3 separate regions of the Mus musculus genome follow, and regions 1 and 3 are each linked to region 2. Evidence: chromatin loops called from intact Hi-C (ENCODE). Cell type or tissue: left cerebral cortex. All regions are shown on one strand. Region 1 overlaps Gm40419 (a long non-coding RNA gene). Region 2 has its middle 160 kb from the start of Gm40418. Region 3 has its middle 60 kb from the start of Gm34523.

Region 1 (8,000 bases), 120 kb before region 2:
AGTTATTATCATTTAAACAAATGAAAATGGTGACAAAATCAGAATAGTTTGGAGATGTATTATATCTGAAAAATTTCTCTGAAGTATTTTAGACCAATCATGTTTGAGAGTTGTGCTAGACGAGTGCCCAGTTTCAAAAGTTACACTTCTTGTTCTGAATGCCACCCTCCAAATTTGTCTGTAGTCATTTTATACCTCTTCAAAGGACATCTAAATATTTACAACCCAAGAACCATAGGAAGACACTAAATTTATTACGTCCCCCCCCCCAAAATTACCATAGAATTAACAAAGGCAGCATCTTTCCACTTAAATTATTTATTTCCTTTCTAATCCACCGAACGTACATTACCTGCCCTCCCTGTGGTATATGGTATGTTTTCTGTGCTTAACCACTACCTTTCAAAGTAAGAGCTAGAACTTACCAGGCTCCATTGCTAATGAGTGTGTCTATCCTATGCTCTTGACAACTAGTAAAGGTTTAAGACCCTGACCCATGCTCAATTACCTCAGAAAATAATCACACTCAATGACTAGTGAGCAAAAAAGCTTTAATAGCTGCCAAACACAAGAATCCATGAGATTTAATCTTTCTCTAAACACATAATGGTAGACACGGTTTCTCTTTTTGCTAGAGCTGTTTAAAAACCCTTAGCTGAGCACAGCCAACTAACTCTTAATTCCACTTTATGCTATCAGTCTGATATTCTAGCCATTATTTTTGTTGTTTTTCAAAAAATCTAACTACCCTTGCACTTATGTCATAAAAATTCTGCCTTTTTCCCTTTTTTAATATTTGTATTCAAGACAAACAACAGGAGGTTGAAACCAGGCCACTTAGAAGAAACATCTGCTGACATTTACTCATATGCTACACGCTCCACTTTCATCATCGAATGTAATGATAAACACACATTCCAGTCAATAATGGCAATTCCCAGCCAAGCTTTACAAATGGTCTCTTTAACACCTAAACTGACAGCTCGGGAGATTTTGAGCTTGAAGCTAAATATGGTACATTTGGACAGTGTTTGCCTAAGTCTAGAGTGTCTTGAAGACTTTAATAAGCAGACATACACTATCAAAGAAAAGAGAGTCTTCACTGTGCAGGTATTGGAGCAGGGAAGTTTGACACTTTTTGAGCAGATTAAAGGCAGAAAGAAGAAAACCTCTCAGAACCAAATGGCCTTTTTGAAGAGTAGCTGTAATAAAGCTACTACACATAGTGTCTGGAAAACAGTCTCTTTAAAGAGAAAACTAATTGCCTGTCATTTAGATTATAGCTTTTAATTGTGGTGTGCTACAAAGTTAAGTGTTTATTTTGCTTCCCTTGTTAATTTAAATAATCCTGCATCGAGTTTAAATTATTGTAAGGACATTTTAATAAAATAGTAAAATGTTACTCATTTACTGTTTGCAAGGAATAATTACGCTGGCTTTTAATGTGCAAAGGGCTTTCCATCAAGATGATGCCATAGTTTTGAGTCATGCCTCTAACTGTTCCTCACACTGGAAACAGGGTGTTCCAGATGAACTAAGAGCCTTGAGTTAGCCACTAGAGAGCTCATACAGGATTGAAACCAGCTTGGCTCTACACTGGGGGGGGGGTGCACAGACACGTGTTCCCCAGAACATTAAGGAGCCATTTTATGTATATCTTATCTGCGTACCCTTTCACTTAGTCCTTTCATTTAGCTTATAAGATTGAGTGACCTTATAACTAACTCAGGGACTGTGCTCTGGTCAGGCAGAGCATCCCTACTTTGCCCAGACTCATCATATGAGAAGTTTCTCTTTTTAAAATTCTGCTGTTGCTGTGGTTTAAAACAGATCACTAGGTAGTTGACAGAAAAGAGTTTAGACTTTTCACCAGCTCTCTGAAACACAATGAGAGGGTTGCAAAGTTACCTCCCACATCGGTATTCAAAGAAAAAGCTACAAAGATCCATATTGGTCTGATTAATGCTATTTTTCTCTCAAAATGGCTTCATTTAGGAGACAGCTTGAGAATTTTTAGTAGTTGTTGTTGTTGTTGTTAATCCTGTTTCTCTATGCAGGACAAATGGGACTAAATTCGGAATGTTGTATTACAATGTTTTCATCTGCTCCCAAGGCATGTATGTTGAGCAAAGTAGCCAGAGAAGCCCTACCTAACACTTTATCAATGTTTTTTGTGGGGAAATGAACAACTCAGAATATGAGTTCACAATGCTGGGTGATGTGCGTAGAGCCCAAAGAGGGTTTTTATTGTGATGGGAGCCGGCAGGACAGCAGGACTTCTCAGACAGAAGTGTAGTATTCTGTGTTAGAGCCACAGTTTTTAGCATCAACATTTAGATTAATAGTGTACTGTGTAAAAACAAAACAAAAACAAACAACACCCCATACCTCTAACAGCTCGATCATCCTTTTAGGAAATTTTCTTATGAAGTAACTGACATTCTTCGGTGTTATTTCCCTCCCCCCTCCCATGTCATATAGTCAAGTCCCTACTGCAAATTGTGATGGCTAAGCAAATTTGTTAATTTGGGGGGGAGGGGCAGAGTTTATAGGAATCGATTGATTTTCACTGACACCGAATTTAGAAGCTTTCTAAACATGACTGTAGCATAGGGCTCTAGCAATCACACAGTGTTCTTAATGGTACAGGGAAAGGCAGTAATATGCTCTCTCTCCCAGGCCCCAAAGCCAGAGCAGAGGGAAAATGGGACGCCAAATAAATCTGCCAGTGATTACACTAAAGGAAATTATGATCTTGTTATAGAAACCATTAAAGGAAAACCAGAGTTGGTATGTAAATATTGTTGCATCATTATACCCCTGAAAAAAACAACCTAGTACAGCATTAGTATGTTATGCAATTAACAAAATGAAAAACGAGCTGCTTGAATTTAAAGCTTTTAATGTTTTTTAAACAGATAATAAGCATTTTCAACACCAATGTAAAACGTAGCAGAAAAGGTCTCCCCCGGAGAGTAACATATCTCATCGGTACTTACTCTGTGTTAGGAGCTAATATGCGTTCACATGGCTCTTCTGTTTGCAATTTCCTAACGCATCAAATAGCAATCATACACAAACTAATGTAGACTGAAGATAAAAGACTTTCTAGAAGATCATAAAATTTGATATTTCAAATGTTTGGAAAGATTATCAGCCTGTATATGATTCTCTGATTTTTTGGAAAAAGGGGCTCAGATGGTAACTTTGCTTAGGCAAAAAGCCCATTATTGGATGCGCTATAATGTATTTTCAAGCTAGAGGCACTTTAAGTATATTAATATAATTGTTCAGAACCATATAATTATGAAAAATGATTAATGTTAAATTTATCACTCAATATGCTTATTTGCTCCCAAAAAGACAGCAATTGATTCAAATTACTCTGGCTGAATCCAAAAATAGTTTATCAGAGTTACTGAAAAAAAAAAGCCAAAAGTATTTTTTAGAATATGTCATAATGTAGTCACATTTACTAGATATTGTGAAAATAGTGCAATGTATATAGATTTTTAACTATATTACTATGAATATCTCCCAAGAATTATTAAAATTCGAACACTAACGAATTGCCCAATCAAAATCAGTTTTACAAAAATCACCTTACGTTATTAACAATGAAGCTGTTTACTTGTAGACAGTGATGAATTTTCAGTATAAAATTCAAAACAGTAAGGAAAAATTCATATGGGGACAATACCAGCTCCATAAATTCTAAATAGATATAATTTAGTGTAGGCACTAGAAAGTTAATATGTTCTCCAAAGATTTCTTTAATTTAGTTGTTGCTAATTTATTCACACTAATACAGAAAAAATTCTGCAAAATTTTTCATAACAAAAAAACTGTGCATATCCCTGTGTTTTAGCTGGCATGTGGCTCTACACAGATGGTTTGGGGCTTTCTTTGCTGCAAAACAGATGGGCCTGCACTGTCCCTTACCAATCAAAAGAGAACTTGAAAATATAGGAATATCTTTACCTACATTGCATCCTTTAATTCAAGAAATTAAAATGTTTCAGAGTATAAATAACTGCCTATGAAAAAATAATTTTTGAAATGAGATGTCATATGTCGAAATTATAACCTAGTTCATGTTTAATGCAAAAATACTAAAGTTGGGCTGGTGCTTGATGCTGTTTTAACATACAACTATTAACTTAAGAAATTTACAACTGCGGAATTACTGTTGTCATGTGTTCACCTTGCCTGAAAAACACTGCTGTTTTAAAACTTTAACTGCAGTTAAACATATTTCAATTCAAAGTGATCATTCCAGGCAGCAGCATCCATGGAACCGAGTTAGCAAACACATATGAGCGGAGTGCGTTCGTAACTGACGCGCTTTTTTTACAACCAAGCGAGAAGGTAGCACCGCTCTCAGAGTCAGCAGGAACACTCTGTTTATTACTTCAGTTATTCACAACAGAAAACAAGTCACTTTGCACAGTGTATCAAAATCACAGCCTGCCTCAAAGCTTTCTGTTCAAACATAAATGTTGATACTCAGGGCTATTATCTGTGCTCTCTTTGTTCTGTCTATTTTACTAAGTAACAAGGACAATGCTCTCATTTCACCTTCCCATTAAAGAAAGATATGGTCTAGGAGATTAGAATACGTGGCTGGTCACACAGGACAAAGACCTTTTTCTTCTTTTTCTCTGATACCCAAAGAAAGCTGCCAGATTGTGATATTTTTATATTTTGTAAATATGCATCCTAACAAGTACATTTTCTATAGTGGTATAATGATGGGCTGTTTCTATAGGGTGATAGTTTTTCTATGGCATTGCTCACAAAAGACAGTTGAATGGTTTTTCCCAGGATAATTGGTTTTCAGAGTACTAGATACCCTGTATTTTACTTATGTTCAAATAATGCATTTTTATATTGGAAAAATTTTCCAGGAAAGCAAAAATGACGGGTATCTAATGTTAAACCATAAAAATATATAGCTCTCTATATGCACATCTACATGCATATTTATGCATACATCAATTTACATATATTAACAGCCATATATAAATTTGTATAGCTCTTACTATAATTTGTTATCTATAGGATATATCTGATTTTGGATTATATAAAGATACTTCTCTACATACAAGCAATGTATTTTTAATTGGTTTCTTTTTAATGATCTGATTTTGAAAATCAATTGAGAATTTCTTTTGTCTGTAATGAAAAATAACAGCTCTGCTTGTTTTTTTTTTTTTTAATTACATCAAAACCAGTCTCTCACAGATCTATGATGAAAGGGCTACCAGGCTAGGAAATGTGAATAAAACTGTAAAATAAATAAAGTTAAAAAAAAAAAGCTATTCCCAAACACTTTGAAATATTCTGACAGCATCTACACAAGCAAACAATTGATACGGTAATTTAAATCATTTTATTCACTTATACTTTGTTTAATTTAATATTTTGGGATTTTTATAAACTTTTTTCTTTAGAAATTCTTCTTTGCTGCCTTAACTCCCAATATAGTCAAGGCTAGCTGACCTCAGACTCCTGATTTTCATGTCTCTACTTTCTGGGTGACTGGATTTAAAAATTGTGTCAGTAGGCTTGGATCTTTATTAATTTTTTGTAAGTTAATCTCTAAATTTGTTTTTTAACCTGAACCCAAGTTGAATTATTACAGTTAAACTAATAACATAATCTAACCTAGTGTTTTAAATGTCCCATAATTTTTGTTTTATTATAATTCAGATTGTCTATTTTTCATATATTAGTAAAAGTTGTTGGAATAGTTTCAACTTTCACACTGAAATAGGAGATGTGAAGATCTTTGCCTTAATATTCAATGAATAAGCAGTAGTTACACTGCAGAATCAGGGAGCCACCTTCTCATGAAAAGTACTTGAGTAGTTGGGAGAATTCTCATAGTCCAGGAGAACCAACAAGCTCAAGGCAAAACTTCGTAAGGATCTCTGTGATGAAGCAACTTAATCATGGTGGAGGATCTTTTTAATCTGTTCTTGGATTCCAGAATTTTTATTTCAATGTTCATAGGAAATCTTGTTTGTAATTCTCTTCCTTTGTTGTGTCTTTATGAGGTTTGATTATCAGAGTCCCTATTGAACAACGTTACTTCCATTTCTGTTTTGTAGAATAGGAATATTTGACCTTAACTCTTCTTCAAAAGTTTGGTAGAATTCTGTGCTAAAACAATCTGGCCCTGAGCTGTTTTTCTTTTTTTCTGGTTCATTAATGGTTAAAATTCTGTTTAAGCCGGGCAGTGGTGGTACACCCCTTTAATCACAGCACTTGGGAGGCAGAGGCAGGTGGATCTCTGAGTTCGAGGCCAGGCTAAGCCTGTCTAAAAAAAAAATCTGTTTAAATTGCTTATCTGATCTTGATTTAACTTTGTTGTGGTAGGTATTAAGTATGTAGAAAAGATTTTCAATAGCTATCTATCTAAGTGGTAGGTATTGAAAAAATTATCCATCTTTAAGATTTTCCATTTCAATTGAGTACAGGTTTTTAAAGTATGTCTTTGTGACTCCCTGGATTCTCTGGATCTGTCGTTAGGGCCCCTTTCATCTGTAATTATATTAATTTGGGTAGTAGTTTGTAAATATTACTGAATTTCTCAAAGAACCTATGCAGTGGTGCTTTTGATTGGTTTTGTTAGGTCTTTTGTTTCTATTTATTGGTTTCAGTCCCGAGTTTGAAAATTTCTTGACTTCTACCCCATCTGTATGTGATATCTTTTATTTGTTCTAGAGCTTTCAAATGTTCTAATTTACTAGTAGGAAATCTCTCCATTTCTTTTGTTCTTGTAGTTGTGGACTTGTTTTGTTTTGTTTGGTTTTGTTTGGTTTGGTTTGGTTTTCTGAGACAGGGATTCCCTGTGTAGTCTTGAATGTCCTGGAACTCACTCTGTAGACCAGGCTGGCCTCAAACTCACAGAAATCCACCTGCCTCTTCCTTCCAAATGCTTGGAGTAAAGGCGTGTGCCACTATTTCTCCACTTTCTCCATTTTTTTTTAAAATGTAGGCTCTCTTAAACAAACAAACAAAAAAAAAACCAAACAAACAAACCTGAGTATGATGTTTAAATGTAGGCTTTTAATGCTATGAATTTGCTTCTTCGTACTACCTTTATTGTGCCCCATAAATTTGGCTATATTGTATATTCATTTTTATTCAATATTAGAAAGTATTTAATTACTTTCTTACTTTTTGTGTTAACCCCCCCCCCCCTTTTTTTCATCTTTAGTGAGTTGCTCAGTTTCCATGAGTTTGGAAACTTTCTGTTTCTGTTGTTGATACCCAGCTTTCATTCATGGTGGTCTGACAGAATGCATAGAGTTATTTCAATTTTCTTGTGATCTTGAGGCTTGCTTTGTGTCTGGGTATGTGTTTTATTCTGGACAAAGTTTCATGAAGTACTGGAAAGGTGTGTTAATTTGTGTTTGGGTGAAATATTCTATAAATCTCCTTATGGTCTAGATGGTTTGTAAAGTCAGTGAGCTCCCACACTTCCTGGTTAGGTTTCTGTATGGATGACCATTTGATTATCGCCTTGCTCAGCTCTCATTATAGAAAATTCCTCTGGCATCAATTGAGAACAGAGACTAATAGGAAGAGATCATGTAGAGGAGAGAGACCTTGGAACACAGAGCCCCAAATGAGATTTATCCATGAAATGCCTTCTGTCAGAGTTCAGGGAATCCTGCAGAAAAGAAGACAGAAAGAGTTACGAGCCAGAGAAATGGAAGATACCAAGAAAACAAGGTCCTCCAAATCAAATCATGACCAAAGCACATACAAACGAAATCATAGCTATGCAACAGTATGCACAGGGCCTGCATGGGTCTGCACTAAGTCCTTTGCATATGTTACAGCTTCCAGGCTAGTATTTTTTTGGAATTCCTGAATAGGTTAGCGAGTGGGTCTCTGTTTCTGGTCCCTTCTCTCTGACTCTTTTTCTACTGTGTGTTTGGTTTGTCCTATTCTGATTGAGAGAACAGAGTTAGCCAGAGTTAGGCTGA
Region 2 (8,000 bases):
TTTGGTGATGGGGATAAGCAATATATACAAACTGTATTCAAATCAATCAGCACTTTCTACTATTTCCACTGTTTCATCATATTTGAAAACATGCAGTTGTCAGTTCCAAAGTTAATTGTCTAATTTTCTTTTTTATTCAGTAGCATCTGTCCCATTAAAAATGAAAAATAAGATATTATTTTCTTACTATGAGAAAGACAAACATAAGCAGCTAGCTTATTTTTCTTGATTTATATTATATAGGATGATTATATGAAAATATTACATTTAAAAGTGTCAAGAGAGGAATACGTATTTGGCAAGCACTAACATTCTTTTACAAATTCTGAGGCAGTGTTTTGCATCACAAATAATATAAATTAGAAAGATGATTAAAATTACTAGATTAGTTGTCAGGTCATACTAACAATTTATAAAGCATTTAAACTTAGAAAAGCAGAATATTTGTATTTAAATCTCAGAATATTTCATTCTATCATGTAATATGCTGAATACATTTTTTATTTTGTAGGGATAACACTGTAGCATATACTGAGAAAAGATAGGAATAGCAACTGATGTTTTTAAGGTCAGAAACATTCTTAAGTAATATAAACTAAAGTAAAATGTGATAGAACATTATTTATATTTACTGTGTCATGGTGCTTCTCAGTTATAACCATTGCAACAACAAAGTCTGACCCCTCCCCCCACCCAATGAAGTTTGAGTGGTATTGAAAGTGTCTTCTGATAGCAGGTACAGAAATATGCAAATCAGTTAAATTCAAGTGTATGCTAATTGGCCAACACACCTCTCATTTACCCAACAATAAGCTATTCCACAGTATCTGAAAGCAAATGGGTGGCTGTGTAGGTGTAAATGCATCTCTAAATTAATTTTCCAATAATAGACAGACTGTAACAAACAGAAACTTGGAAAAATAAACAAGCATAAGGGCAGAGGAATATTTTGTGTGTAATTTTAATAAGTATTATGTCTTTTGTATTTAGATGCTGTGGAATTTTCATCAACCACACAGAGCAAAACAAAAGTAAACTTTGACTAAGGTTTCCTACGCCTAATGAGCATTTTAATCTCTACAGATAATTAATTCTCTATTAATCACACCACTAGAATATCTACTCTGAATATTTTGTTAAAATTATAATTATTTTGTTTTCCTCTGTGGCCATTATCCATTATAAAAGCATGGCAGATAGTAACATAGTATTGACTAGATTTGTATGCAAACTGACATATATAACTGTATGTTATTTTCCCAAAATTTTGTCAGACTAAGACAAAATTTTCCATCAGTAAACTATAAATAAATACTGAGACACACAGATAAATAAGAATAAGTAGTAGCGTGGTGTACCAATCTTAATACCTTAGTAATGATATTATTGCCTATCCATAGATTCTAAGAGTTTACAGGGTTCATCAGGATGTTTTAATAAAAGCTTCTCTAAATTATGTGTAAGGTAGCTGTAACTAGGCAAGTTGCCTCCCGTCATACCATTATTCATATCTAGTTTTTTTTATGAATCCTATTTTTAACTTTTATGTGGCAGATAGAACATTTAAATGGAAATAGAAACAAATGTCTAACATTTCAATCCCATGTCATTTCCAAGATATTTCAAAAACCATAAGTGTAACTGGTAAAGCCATAGATGGCTCTCAATTTCCTCAATTTATTTAAATTTTGTCTGAAAGAATATTGCAGCTGACTAAGAATAGAAGAGTGTATAAATTGTCTAGACTTTATTATTTACTATGTTAAATTTTAAACTTTGACTTCAAAAAGAATGATGCTATTTTTAGCATTTACCAAATAGAAGCCCCAGAGAATAGAGGTGAAGTTTCTGTTTCTCTGTGTTCAAATCCCTTGTTTGATCTTCCATAGTTTCACGTTTTAATCCCCAGAACAACATCCAGAGAAATGATGGCAGTAGCACCATAAATGTGAATTGCTGAAAATGAATGTCAGGGAGATGTCTTTGTAGATTTAGACATGTTGAAGAAATGCATTTTCTTGTCTTTTACATGTGATTTTACTTGTTTACTAGTTTGTTGTAGTAAACTGGTGAATGTAATATTCCTAACTTGTCAATGCTTTTGCCCACAGTATATCTACTGACATCAAATTTATTAATATCTACTGATATTAACTTTGATGATATCAAAGTTCATTTACATCTTTATTAATATTAATAGCTACTCAGTCCCAGGAAAGCTCACTAAAATACCAAGATTATAAATAGCGTAAGAAGTGTGGGCCCCAGTTATACATCATTGTATGATTTTACCCCCTTTTCATGTAGACGTATACACAATGCTCAAAAATGAAAGTTTGCAAATGGTGATTAATGACTTCAGATGCTAACTTTTATCACATGGGCATTTTAAAGCATCAGGCTACTTCTAAATTACACTAGCATTTTGTCAAGCAGACTGAAGAATGCATTTGCTTTCACATTGCTTCAATAGCAAGGGCACACTGGTTGGCAGATGACACAGCACATGTTAATTCCTTTCCCCTCTTCCTCCTTCCAACTCAGAAATTTCCCAGCACCTGGAGATCTAAGGATGCTAAAGTAGTTCCTTGCATAGGTAAATTGATCTCCAGTAGTAGCCCTGCATTGTTGCTTATGATAGAAATACTTTTTTTGGGGAGGTGTGAGAAAAATAAAGGTTTTGCTAAACATACTAGAAATTGAATTTTAGTTTTCTTGCAGGAACTTGTGAGGATTTCACAGATTTTTAATATGGTTTAATGTACTGGCTTAAGAGCAAAATATTGTCATGCTATGTGGTATTCTAAGCCTGAATAAAAGTCTTTTTTTATTACACAAATAGTTTTAAAGGAGGGTAATTAGTGACTAGTGGCAAAAGAAACCCTGTCTTGAGAGGTTATGCCTAAGCCTCTTGAAGATTCCCCATATAAACAAGTGGGGCTGCTTCCCTCACTAGCCCTTCTTTGTTTACTCTGAGAAAGGTTCAAACTATTTAACGAGGGGATTACACATACTTTAACTCTATTGACAAAGATTAATTGATATTTTCCTGTTGGAGGTTTCACCTTTTGCATTTGGCTTCCCCTTTCCTATTGTTGTGGATGCTGTGATCAACAGAGCAAAGTTGCTTAAAGGTTATCCAAATTTCACAGCTTATCAGTACTCGTGCTAATTATATTTTTCCTTAGTAATACACATTTAGATCCAAGAACTGTTAACGTGTTTGAAGAGGCTGTTTTAAACCTCAGTTGTTGGAATAGAAAAAAAAATCATGACTAAAATCTGGATATTTTGGACAATATTGCTATCTGTATTATAGATGAAGTAGAGCATCGACTCAAAATGAATTATTAGTACTTAGAGCCAAATTTCTCTGAAAACCTAAAAATACTGTATTTCCCACCATAATATATATAGAAGATTGTGAAATAAAATTTCAACATCATACCATGTTCTTGGTAACACAATATAAAAAAATCAAGACTCCTACCATTTTGAGATACAATTCTGTGATAGAAATCTTTATAAATTTTTCCCCAAAATGTGTGTATTATGGACATATGGCTGCATATTTGGATAACACCATTTGCATTTTTCAAACTTGCATTTTTTTAAAGCACTAGCTTGGCTTTAGCTGTCAGAATGGCAAACTGCTGGTATATTCATCTGAAATTCTTAGCTTAACTCTTTGTCACTTTCAGATTTTATATAATGCTGAAATGTTCACCTTTCCTTTTTAATCTAATACGTTAGGCAGTAAAATAAGAAAGCACTCTCAAAGCAGAGTTTAATAATAGGAGGAGTCATGTCATAATGTGAAAAAAAAAAAGGATAGTGTCAAAATCCAACTGTATGAAACAGCTTTGAAAATTACTAGGGGTTTGGAAGTGTGGTAAATGGTTATATTTCAGATTAATACCCTGGAATAATTTACCATTTTTATGTATTCTAGGTTTGTTTTGCAATAAGAAATTTTAATTCCTGAACATTTAAAAATAGTAGCCTGGAATCTAGAACACCAAAGGAAAGGGATGGTGGGGCACAGGGAGAAGAAAATGCAAATCAAGACAGAGCTGATGTTGGTCACTGACTGGGACTGTATTTCAAAAGAAACGGAGCTAGATATACTGCATGCCTTGCAAAACGCCTTGTAAGTCTCTTTATGACATATTCTTGATGCTAAAAATGTGGCATATTTTGCACATGGCTTTGCCACATCATTGTAGGACAAGCTTCTTCCAATACCTTCTTCCTCACAAAAAGCAATCTTATTTACAGGAATCAAGCGCCACGTATGGTTGAATAATACCTGACATATAATTTACACATTTTAAAAATTATATTATCAAAAGAACATGTTTTGACTTGATTAAATTTCATATGAATTACACCTTCAAATTGCCATAACCAATAATTTTTAAATTTTCGAATAGCCCTCATAAAGGTCCATGTTCCATCTTCTATATATGTTAAAATATGCACCATTTTAAATTTTGCAATATTGTGCATATATTTGGACATATTGCAGACATATTTGGACATATTGTGGACATATTTGAATATTTCAGCTTTTCTCTTAATTGACATAGTATATGGCTACTTATATTCCCTAGCCACTTCAATCTGCTTCCTTCAAATTATGTTTTTGCAATGTGTTTATCTAATTATTACTTATTTATTAATTTTAGCAGAAGTATTTAATTAATTAGCATCTGATGCAAAGATAGAAGTAAATACCATCACATATATTATGCCACTGAATAGGTATAAATTTCACTGGTCTGAATGCTGGCAAATACAGTTAAACTTATTGATTTGGCTGAGTACATTAAAACAACACAATAAAAATATTTTACCACAAGGTAATGTAATATGACCACTGTATCAGCTATTTTATCCTTCAGAACCTAAATGCTAGCCTACCATAGAGCACATTGATCCTTTCAATAGTGTTACTACCATAAATATGATATTATCATTTCCCATCTTGGGTAGTGATGTTAAGTGATTAGAGGAGAAATATAATCAGAGGAAGCACTTTGAAAGATGACCTTGCTTTATCTCCTATGAAACACACAATGGGAGGATCTTGGAACAGCACCAGTTGCTAAGCTACTATGATATAATCTGCTCTGAGCAATAAGATACTGATACTTACTGATCATCTAGTGTCTTCAATATGAGGGAGATCATATACATTCAGTTTCTATAGCTTAGATGGTTCTTGAAGCTGATGAATACTTTTTAAATTTGTCAGTATAGTCCCTTAAGAACTATTTAGTAGGCCACTTAGTATGTATTTTCATTACTAAATGTGTGGCGGACAAAACTGCCTGGTCATGAAGTAGTGATGCTGATGGTAGATATTATATCTAGCAGCTTAATATTTACTATGATTTCCACAAATATGGCATCTTCACAATAAATTTGAAAGAAAATAAAGTCAAAGCAGAATTATAAACTAACATACATTTCCAGTTTTTGAGCTCTAAAAAGTCTTAATTCCAGTGTAACATTACTTTGAAATAATATAAAACCACAAGTTACTATTGGAAGGTGATAAACATGATCAGACTCTAATAATACAGATTTTAAATGTACTTAATCCAGCTATTAAAAGGCATAACTTAAATAGAAGGAACATAAGACTTAAACAAAGCAGTAGACAGCTGTCCAGAAATTAGCAATTGCTAAAGCACACAGATTGTGATTAAATTTTAATGTGGCTTTTAAGCAAAGACTCTTGCTTATCAGAGAGGAAGAATCACTGAGAAAATATTGTTATTGATTTCATCATTTTCAATGTAACTGATCCTTTAAGTAATTTTTCTTGCATTTAGTATCATGTTTTAAAGTGTCTGCATATAATGGGCAAATCATTCTAGAGTAAGTTCATTTAAAATTTTTAGTCAAATTATAAATTGTTACCCAGTATATGCCACTCAAACCATTAAGCAAAACAAAAATACAACAACAGGAAAGTAGGCCAGTCAAATAATGGAAATTAAATGGTCTTCAAAATGATATTTGTATTGATTTTTTAAGGACTCTAGTCTTTGAAATTAATATACATTGATTATCTCTTATGTAATCTAAATCAGCACTAAAGCAAACAGGTTCATTGCAGTTATCTGAGAGTCATATAACTGTTATCTTAGGAATCAGAAAACAAGTGACAACTTTTTAAACAGGTAGAATGCCACATTGTGTTGGTTCTCTGGATAAAACAATAACAATAGTTGTATATTAAAGTACCACTAAATATTTTTTTCAGTAATGTTACCTACTTAGAAATAAGAAACCACAAAGTTCATTTATAGTGCACCAGTAGACTATAATTATATAATAGTGAGAGCGACCATAAGTTCAAAATATTACTCCAGTTTACCTCCCTGGGCATCAGTCAATGTTGGCTACCAAAAAAGTAGAATTTAAACTTGGTCATATAATAATACACATTTATTTATTGATTCATTAGTTGAATATTAGGTGTTGACTAAGTTCCAGAATACAGTGCATATACCACTCTATGTTTATACAGTTACATGTCCTCTTAGTAAGGTGGAGCATGTGGACTTACATATAAGGCATAAATACTGACTTAGATATTTTCTTTAATGTGTATTAATGAGAGATTATTAGTCACAGTAGAGTTACCAAAAAAAAAAAAAAAAAAACTATGTAATGCAATTAACTCAATGTGATAACAAAATTTCCTGTTTTTGAAGGTATGCATTTTAAGCAAGAGGCTTGTAGTGGAACCAAAACATATGACCTCAGCTTTAACAAGTATTGGTCTCCTGGAATATTATAAACAAAACAAAACAAAGCAAATACCTTGATGTTTTACCCCATTTGATCTTATTCTTGTTACCCAATTATTCTCAACTGAGGGTATTGGAAGACTTTTCAGTAAACTTCCTATTGCATAATCTATACGTACAGATATTGATATGTATATAATGTAATTGAGATTTTTATTTACATCTAGTTCTCATTAGAGCAACCTCTAGTAAATGAAACTAGTATGATCTAAGCATTCTTTTTTTTTTTTCCTTTTTTGTTTGTTTTTTTGCTTTTCTGAGACAGGGTTTCTCTGTATAGCCCTGGCTGTCCTGGAACTCACTTTGTAGACCAGGCTGGCCTCGAACTCAGAAATCTGCCTGTCTCTGTCTCCCAAGTGCTGGGATTAAAGGTATGTTCCACCACGCCTGGCTTGATCTAAGCATTTTTATGCATGACATTAATTAAGAGATGTCTACAAAAATAAATTAACCTTATAGGAAACCCATAAGGTATAACATAAAACAAAAATTAAAAATATTATCTGTGCTGATTTACCCCTATAGTTAATGTTTTCTAAACATTTAAGGTAAACATTGAGGTAAAGGTGCATCACTGATCAGCAAGACTTCCACTGTAAACATATTGTTCTGACTCCTAGCTAGTTATCTCAAAGGCAATAACATTCAAATGCAAATCATAATTTTAAAAATTGTTGTTTTTTTGTTTTTGTTTTTTGTTTTTTTACTTTGGAGTTTTTTGTTTTGTTTTGTTTTGCTGAGAGTAAAGGGATGACTTGACTAAAACTAACTGGCAATACCTTAAATAATGAACAATGTATAAAGAACAATGTAGCTTACATTTTATAAACAAATTAAAATACGTTTTATACATATATTGTGATGTGGCCATGACATTTAAAACCATCCTAATCCTGTTGTACCCTCAATATATTACCTATTTTACTCTTGCCATATGTCTTTTCTTTATAGCCCATTAAGTTTAATTAGTGCCTGGTATACTTGCATTATTTTGTGATCAATCATTGAGGCATCGCTAGCCTACCAATGATCAGTCCTACTAAAGAAAAGTGATTCATTTCTCACCAGCGATCAATTGTGCTTAGTTCCTTAGCCTAGAGTGGGCCATCAAGAGCCATTTCCTCAAAAGTAAATTTGTCTTTTAAGACAAATTATTTATTATTGTATGTGAGTGTT
Region 3 (8,000 bases), 320 kb before region 2:
GTGGGTGGGTTGGGGAGCAGGGCAAGGGGAGCATATAGGGAACTTTCGGGAGAGCATTTGAAATGTAAATGAAGAAAATATCTAATAAAAATTCCTGTGTGATCTTTAAAATTAAATGACGAAATTTATTGCAAGAGTTTGTGAGATACAATATTTTATTCAGTTGTTTGTGTCCATTTCCCAAAGAATAGGCTATTCTGGATCTGCTGTTCCTTAGCTTATTCTCCAGGAGGATGAGAATGCCCAGGTCCCATTTTCAGTGTCAGAGAGCTTCCTCTGACCACTGTGATTCTGGTACCAGCACAGATCACTAATTTGCATTCTGCTCATTCTATGCCCCATTTGGTAATGATCAGACTTTGTAAAACTTAAGGCTATATTAGCCTTATAAAATAATTGTAAATCTGCTACTTATTGTCATGTTCATTTCTGAAGAATATTTAACTAAAATTAGCTTAATTATAGAATCATGAATAAATTTACAGTATTGAATTTATTTTTTATTGCCTATGCAATTTAAGCACATCTATATAATACTACTTTTTGGTTTTAAAGGAAAGAAAATATCTATGAATTTATATAAATGTGAATTCTTATTCGGACCTCTTGCCACAACATAAATTGTGAAGTTTTTTAAAGTACACATCAGAGATTTAAACTTTTGCTATTGATAAAACAAAAACTATTATTGTCAGTCCCTAATAAGGAAAAGGGATGTTTGAGAGTTTTGCCTTCGTGTGTGTGTGTGTGTGTGTGTGTGTGTGTGTGTGTGTGTGTGCATGTGCATGCTGAAAGCATGCCTGTTACCTACTGGGGTCAGATACACTGGAACCAGATTACAGACACTTGTGAGATATCATGTGGATATAATAAACAAAAGCAAGCTGCTCTGCAAGAGGAACAAGTGCTCTTAATTGGTGCCATCTTCCCAGGCCTTACATATAAATTTTGTGAATCTTGTGGGTGATGCGTCCTGTATGATGATGCAAGCCTAACATTCACAAGATTTTGGGTTTGATTACCAATGCCATAAAAAATTAGATGTAAAAGTAACTTTTATTGACATGATGTAATTGCCATCTTGGAGACTTACTGCTGAGTAAACTTACCCTTTCTAGCTTTTTCTGAACTCTGTATGCCTGGTTCAATTCAGCTGTTCTGGTCCAAACTCCTCTCTAAGCTGATTGATTCAAACTGACTTCTCTTGGTTTCTGATTGAATTGCTCTGCTTGGCTTCAAACTAACTCTGGCAATCTGTTTTAATCTTCTGGCTCCTTCTCATTTTGCTGACTTTTTCTGTCTTTATCTGTGACCTGTCTCTGTAAAACTCACAGTAATCTCTCTCTCTCTCTCTCTCTCTCTCTCTCTCTCTCTCTCTCTCTCTCTCTCTCTCTCTCTCCCTCTCTCTCTCTCTCTCTCTGCACAAAATGAATTCAACTCAGTTCCACTGTCAACACTCTCAACTGACTGAACTGCACTGCACTGAACAAAAACCAACTGTTAGGGATTTGTACTAAGGGCTTGTCTGGATTCCAGCAGGATCATATAGCTCGATATGGTTTTTGGATGTGATCCCTTGCCAGAGCAGCCATGTTGCTGGATTAAAATTCCTCTACAAATAGATAAGTTTTAATTTTAACAGTTGGGCAACAGAGGCCACGAGATCAGGAGTTTTGGCTACAAAGTGAATTTACGTCTAGCTTGAGATGTAAGACCCCATCTTAAGTAAAATCAAAGGGTTGTTTTGTTTTGTTTTGTTTTTTAAAAAGAGCTTGTTAATTTCCTTAAAACTCTGATGTTACTATTTAGGAAAAAGTATTTTTAATACTTTTCTTTATTAGCTAATGGCTGAGTTCAGAGAGATAGCTTGCTTGGCCATTCAAAGCATTAGCTGCATTTGCAGAGGACCCAGGTTGGATTGCCATGAGGCAGCACCCAGCTACCTATACCTTCAATTTCAGGGGATTCAATGCCAACTTCTGTACTGTGCTGGCACTTAAAGTACATTTGGAACTACATACACCTAGGCAGTCATGCATGAGTATGTGGTATGCATGAATGCACATGTGTATACACACACACACCACACACCACACACACACACACACACACACACACACACACACACACAGAGAGAGAGAGAGAGAGAGAGAGAGAGAGAGAGAGAGAGAGATTAATATTCTACTCTTAAAAAAGTAACACAGGAAAAGCAATCCAAACTCAGTCATATTGGTTACTATTTTCTTTGGCTAATTTCAACATTCTGTGTCTATTATTTTATGAAGAAGTCTTGTCACTTGTGTCTCCTGACTAAATCTTGGAAAAAATAGTTTTCAAAATTCAACCTGTGTTTTGAAACTATAGTCATATACTTTAAACTTCAAACAAAAAAGAAGTTTTAGTTTTACATTTTAAGAAGTAGATATCAAGGCCGGGCATGGTGGCACACGCCTTTAATCCCAGCATTTGGGAGGCAGAGGCAGGCGGATTTCTGAGTTCAAGCCTGGTCTACAAAGTGAGTTCCAGGACAGGCAGACCTATACAGAAAAATCCTGTCTCGTAAAACCAAAAAAAAAAAAAAAAGCAAACAAACAAAAAAACTAAGTGAGGTAACCCAATCACAAAAGAAGTCACTTGATATGCACTCATTGATAAGTGGATATTAGCCCAGAAACCTAGAATACCCAAGATACAACTTCCATAACACAAAAAAATCAAGAAGGAAGACCAAATCATGGATACTTCATTCCTCCCTAGAATAGGGAATAAAATATCCATGGAAGGAGTTGCAAAGACAAAGTCCGGAGCTAAGAGGAAAGGATGGACCATCCAGAGACTACCCCACCTGGGGATCCATCCCATAATCAGCTACCAAATGCAGACACTATTGCATACGCCAGCAAGATTTTGCTGAAAGGACCCTGATATAGCTGTCTCCTGTGAGGCTTTGCCAGTGCCTGGCAAATACAGAAGTGGATGCTCACAGTCATCTATATGATGGAACAGAGGGCCCCCAATGTAGGAGCTAGAGAAAGTACCCAAGCACTGAAGGGTTTTGCAACCTTATAGGTGGAACAACAATATGAACTAACCAGTACCCCCAGAGCTTGTGTCTCTAGCTGCATATGTAGCAGAAGATGGCCTAGTCGGCCATCATTGGGAAGAGAGGCTGCTTGGTCTTGCAAACTTTATATGCCTCAGTACAGGGGAATGGCAGGGCCAAGAAGTGGGAGTGAGTAGGTAGAGGAGCAGGGCTGGAGGGGGGGGTATAGGGGACTTTTGGGATAGCATTTGAAATGTATATGAAGAAAATATCTAATAAAAAAATTAAAAATAAAAGAGATAGATATCAGATTTCTTTGACTGTCTTTGTCACCATCTGACTTCTGAATGCATATTTGTTTAAATCCTTTGACAAAGTTTTATGTTAGCTACTGGGTCTCTCTCTCTCTCTCTCTCTCTCTCTCTCTCACACACACACACACACACACACACACACACACACAGTCAATCTTTGAATTTCAGGCAAATCCTTTAACTGTTTTCTTTTAAAGTGTACATTAGAACAGTTACTTCCATGAACTCCAAAGTTATGACAGAAATTATATAATCTAAACTGTGAAGGAATGATTACTGCAAACTCCTTGTATCTGATGTCTTTAACTATCATTTTGAGAAATATAGCTCTGTAGCCAAGGAAGTTCTCAAGAAAAGTCTGAAAACCATATCCTTCGATATCTCTGGCTGACAGTCATCTGTACCAAAGCAGAGAAAGAGCAGAGTACAAGAAGAACTCTGTGGCTTTTCTTTCCTTGGTCAGCAAAAGAAAGGATGATGCCACCAGTTTCTGTGCCTAAGTTTTAAGATGACATACACCTTATTAAAAACAAAATAAGTTAAATTTACCAGACAAGATAAAGTCTACCTTTTCCCTTGCTGAAATTGATGTAGTATGGATATATAAAATTATCCCTAAAAAAATAAGACCACAATAAATAGAGAAAAGGCAGCTGCATTCTTGGATATTGTCACAAGAGGGCATTTATGGATTAACTCATTGCATTTTTTTCTGTATTTGAGAACACTAGAAAACATTTCTAACATGTACAGTCTAAGAATAATTAAGAAAAATTATCAGAGGGATGTCTCTAAATTTTATAACAGAATTTGTACCATTTCTGCTTTAGGAAATTGGCTTAGTTTTCAGAAATTTCTGTCAAACGAAGAGTTGTACATATTTATAGATTTTAGATGTCAGCAGCTCAATATCCCCAAATATTGAGACCCTAAAAATAGCATTATCTAAATCATGCACCCACAATTTGTTTCTTGTGTTTGCTTATATTCTATTATACAACAGATATATAAAAGAAGTCATATTACAACTAGTAAAAGGTTATTGCATATTAAAACACAGTTCTATCTTTGTGTGGAAAAACAAGGTAATTAATATTCCTAAGTATTTTGAAAGCAGGTGCCATTTAGACAACACAAGCACAAACATCATAACAAATAATGAAAGGCTCGGTCATATTAGGAAGGAGGTAAAGTAAACTGGTAGAGAGAAAGTAATTTGGCACACAAGGAGGAAAATAGAAACCATTACTTAACAGTTTTACTTGAAGCAGGTAACCCTGAATTTCCTAATAGATTCATCTTCACTATGCCAGCTCTCAAGTGGCCTTGGGCCTGCGGTAGATAGTCAGGGAGCATTGTAGATGAATATAGAAAAGCGTCTCATATCAAGGGTAAATTTAGAGATGTCAGGACAAGAGAGAATTTTCAGAGATTGTTAATTACGTAACTTTCTTGTTGCAGTGATTTCTGTTAAATTTTCAGATTCCACGGGTAACTTTGTCCAGTCACTTGAGATTTTCAAGTAATGGCAAAGCTGGTACAAGGTGAGCAAAGCATCAGGAGAGTCAAGGTGGCACTGTTTCCGTGTTTATCTGCAAGAACAAAGCAGGTGAAGATATAGGCAGCTATCCTAAGGACTCCTGGAATCCATCCAGGTTAACAGAATGAGACCCTACACATAAGGAAGGAGCCCCATACCATTTACCCAACTTATCTAATAGTGTGCAAAGTTCTCTTCTTAATGGATCAAACAAGCAGAAACCAGCTATCAGAATGTTTAGTAAACATTAGATAATCATTTTATATAATTTCAGTCAAATGTACAGAAAGGAAGCATTTTAGATAACCTGCCATCTTATTAGGGAAAAGCACACAATTTCCTTTAGGCATTTCAATATAATCAAAACATCCTTCAGATTTGTTCTCATACTTACGTGGCAGCCTCAGCTTTCACAAGCCATTGCTATCATGCAATACCATAGAAGACAGTGAGAGAAGATGAGCCATCAAAACTGTTGAGTTTAAAAGTCCTGGATCCAGAGCTCAACTCCAATACATACTAAAAGAAAAAAAAAAAAGGTTTTCTTATCTATAAAATTAAAATGACGTTATTTGCATCAGTGAACTATTCTAGGTAGCAAATTTTAGCATGTATAATTTCCCTGATGAATAAAAGGTAGTCCACAAACTTCGGAGTTTATATTTAAAGGACCATAGACTTTAACATCCTCGTTGGAAATGTTAAGACTGTGGTAGCTACAGAGATGATCACAAAGTACAATACACGCCTTTTGCATTTTCATACATACTTGCAATCAGTTTGAACATGAGGACACTTCTGACTAATTAGAGGTGGTTGGAGTGATAGATGTCATTTTCAGGCCCAGACAATTAAAAGCTACAAGCTATCCTCATCAGTACCACCTCCTACCACGCTGCTCTTGAAACCTGGTACTGAGACAGTGGCACCTCATTATAACAAGGCCTTTCTCAGCTGAACTGTCTCAGCACACCATAATGCACTGGAATCAGAGCAGACCAGTATTTGATCCATGTGAAACCTAAAGTACAGGGAGTGATCACTGATCAGTAGGGGTTAAATTATTACTGCAGCATAATGCAGTTTAGCTAACTAAGGTCATGATTTTTACCCCGCCCCCCAAAACCGTATTTCATGAATAGGAAAACTAGACTCTAGAGAAGTAAGTTAATGTAAAAAGAAAGACTAGAATGCAAACAATGAAAAGAAAATGGTAGTATAGGCTCTTCCCCAAGATTTATCTCATGTAAATTACAGGCTATGCTCTTAATACCCTCTCTATAAATATGCCAGATATATATTCCAAACATATTTTTAAAAAATTTTTTCAGATATTCTTCTCTGGGTCATTATTGTCTTATTATTTTTCAGATGTCTTTAGTTTACCCAAGTTCTAAATTGAGAGAATCAATTACTATAGCCTACAAAAGATTATTTATACCACTTTCCCCTAAATGGGAATTTTTCTATGTTAATGTATGTATTAGTTGAAAGTTCTGGCTACATTTTGTTTTTCAGGTTTTTTTTATACCTCATGAGAATATTAACACTATCATTCATTATAAAGGATTTTTTGTTTCATATTTCATATACATATTGATGTTATCTTTGACATTTTATGTTTCATTACCTATTAGTTGGAAGATTCAAAACAATGCTCTAACTATTTGATGGACATGAAATGAGCTTTAAGAATATAATTAAAAGAAGGAAAATGACTGTAGGACACATTCTTCAAGGACAGTTACTTAAGAGAAGCCAGTGGGAAACTGAGGAGGAACCTTCATATAAGGGAATGAACAGTCCAAAACTAAGTTCTAACGAGTCACAGGAAAGAACGAGTTTCAAGAAATTGGCCATAAGGAAGCATCACATGAGCAGTGAAAAATAGAGCTGAGGAAAAGTGATCTTTGGTAGGTTTTGAGAATAATGATTCTTTTTCTGAAATACAGTATATCATTCATTCTCTGGCAATGCGTCTATGCATACACTAGTTTGTGATCATGTCCATCCCCTGTTCCTTCCACTAATTCTTCCCAGATTCATTGCCATCCTCTCTTATTTTCTTATACACCTTCCACCTATCTCTTATATAGTCTGCTTATGTTCAGTACAAAACAAGGAAGGATTTCTAAGGTTTTTTCTCTGTGCAACATGAGGCATAGTACTAGGCCCATCAGGAGCACTGTTTTATTCTAGATGTCATCAAACCAACCAACCAACCAAACAAACAAACAAACACCAAAGCAGTATTAGGCATCAGTCTCCAAGAAGAGTATGGCAGATTGAACCCTTTCGAGTTAATAGCCAGATGCCAAACAACTCCTTCATACAAATGAAATTTTCTGTTATTCCAAACCATCCCTATACTCCTTTCCCCCTTTCCTCATCTCTCCTTGGTCCCTCCCCAGTCTGTTTTATTCTCTTTCCCTCTCATACTATCCTTTCCCCTCTTTTGTCAGAGTGAGACCCAGTGCTCAGGAAAACATAGGCGCATAAACTCAAAAGAGATGAGGAGGTATCAAGGTATAATGAGTTAGCCATACTGTGTGAATTCTGTTTTTGTCACAACATTAAACCTTTCTTAAACTAAATACTGTATGAAGAAAGCTTGCTGGTGTTTGTTTTTGTTGGTCTTTTGGTCATAGCACTACTTGAATCACACAGGGACTTAGCAGAGTTCAACAATATACTAGTACTAAATTATCTTAGTAAGAGAAAAAAAGAAGAGTTCTGAACAAATATCTAATTAAACTTGGCACTTGAAGATTGCTCCCTTGGAGTATTTATGTTAAACATGAGATATGATATGATGAGCCAGAATTCAAGGACTTGATATTACTCATATATCTTCTATAGCCATGTTATAAAGATAAGAATTGTTATTGCCATTATTATTGTTATTAACTGCTATTATTTGAGGCAGAATCTTGGCCCTGAACTCTATTGACCTTCAGATTCAGCCTTTGCAGCTTGAGTTCTAGGATTATAGGTGAATAATCACACCCCTTATATTCAGTGATTGGTAACTGGGAGGCTCCCAGAATTCTAGGCAAGTGCACTTGTCCAGCTGATCCAGAAGTTTATATTATAGTACACTGAT

The links. Peaks named below come from ENCODE experiments on the same cell type or tissue, not always from the same donor. Only the 100,000 strongest peaks of a DNase experiment are listed, where the experiment ranks them.
Region 1: a loop joins it to region 2, with 4 times the contacts of the local background. A loop is called at or near these places in 5 of 42 quality-filtered maps.
Region 3: a loop joins it to region 2, with 4 times the contacts of the local background. A loop is called at or near these places in 5 of 42 quality-filtered maps.

The regions. Positions count from the first base shown.
Region 1 is chr12:50,077,676-50,085,675 of GRCm38, reverse strand. The region is part of intron 2 of Gm40419 (a long non-coding RNA gene); the gene reads left to right. Among named protein-coding and RNA genes, the nearest start is that of Gm40418, 39 kb to the left of the region's middle. In left cerebral cortex, no CTCF peak of the experiment used is centred here; DNase peaks (open chromatin) are centred at 2,687, 2,942, 3,907, 4,339 and 3 more places; H3K27ac peaks cover 3,184 bases.
Region 2 is chr12:49,959,872-49,967,871 of GRCm38, reverse strand. No RefSeq gene overlaps it. Among named protein-coding and RNA genes, the nearest start is that of Gm40418, 160 kb to the left of the region's middle. In left cerebral cortex, no CTCF peak of the experiment used is centred here; DNase peaks (open chromatin) are centred at 2,559, 3,624 and 4,139; H3K27ac peaks cover 936 bases.
Region 3 is chr12:50,277,872-50,285,871 of GRCm38, reverse strand. No RefSeq gene overlaps it. Among named protein-coding and RNA genes, the nearest start is that of Gm34523, 60 kb to the right of the region's middle. In left cerebral cortex, a CTCF peak has its summit at 4,021 (motif pointing right); a DNase peak (open chromatin) is centred at 4,025.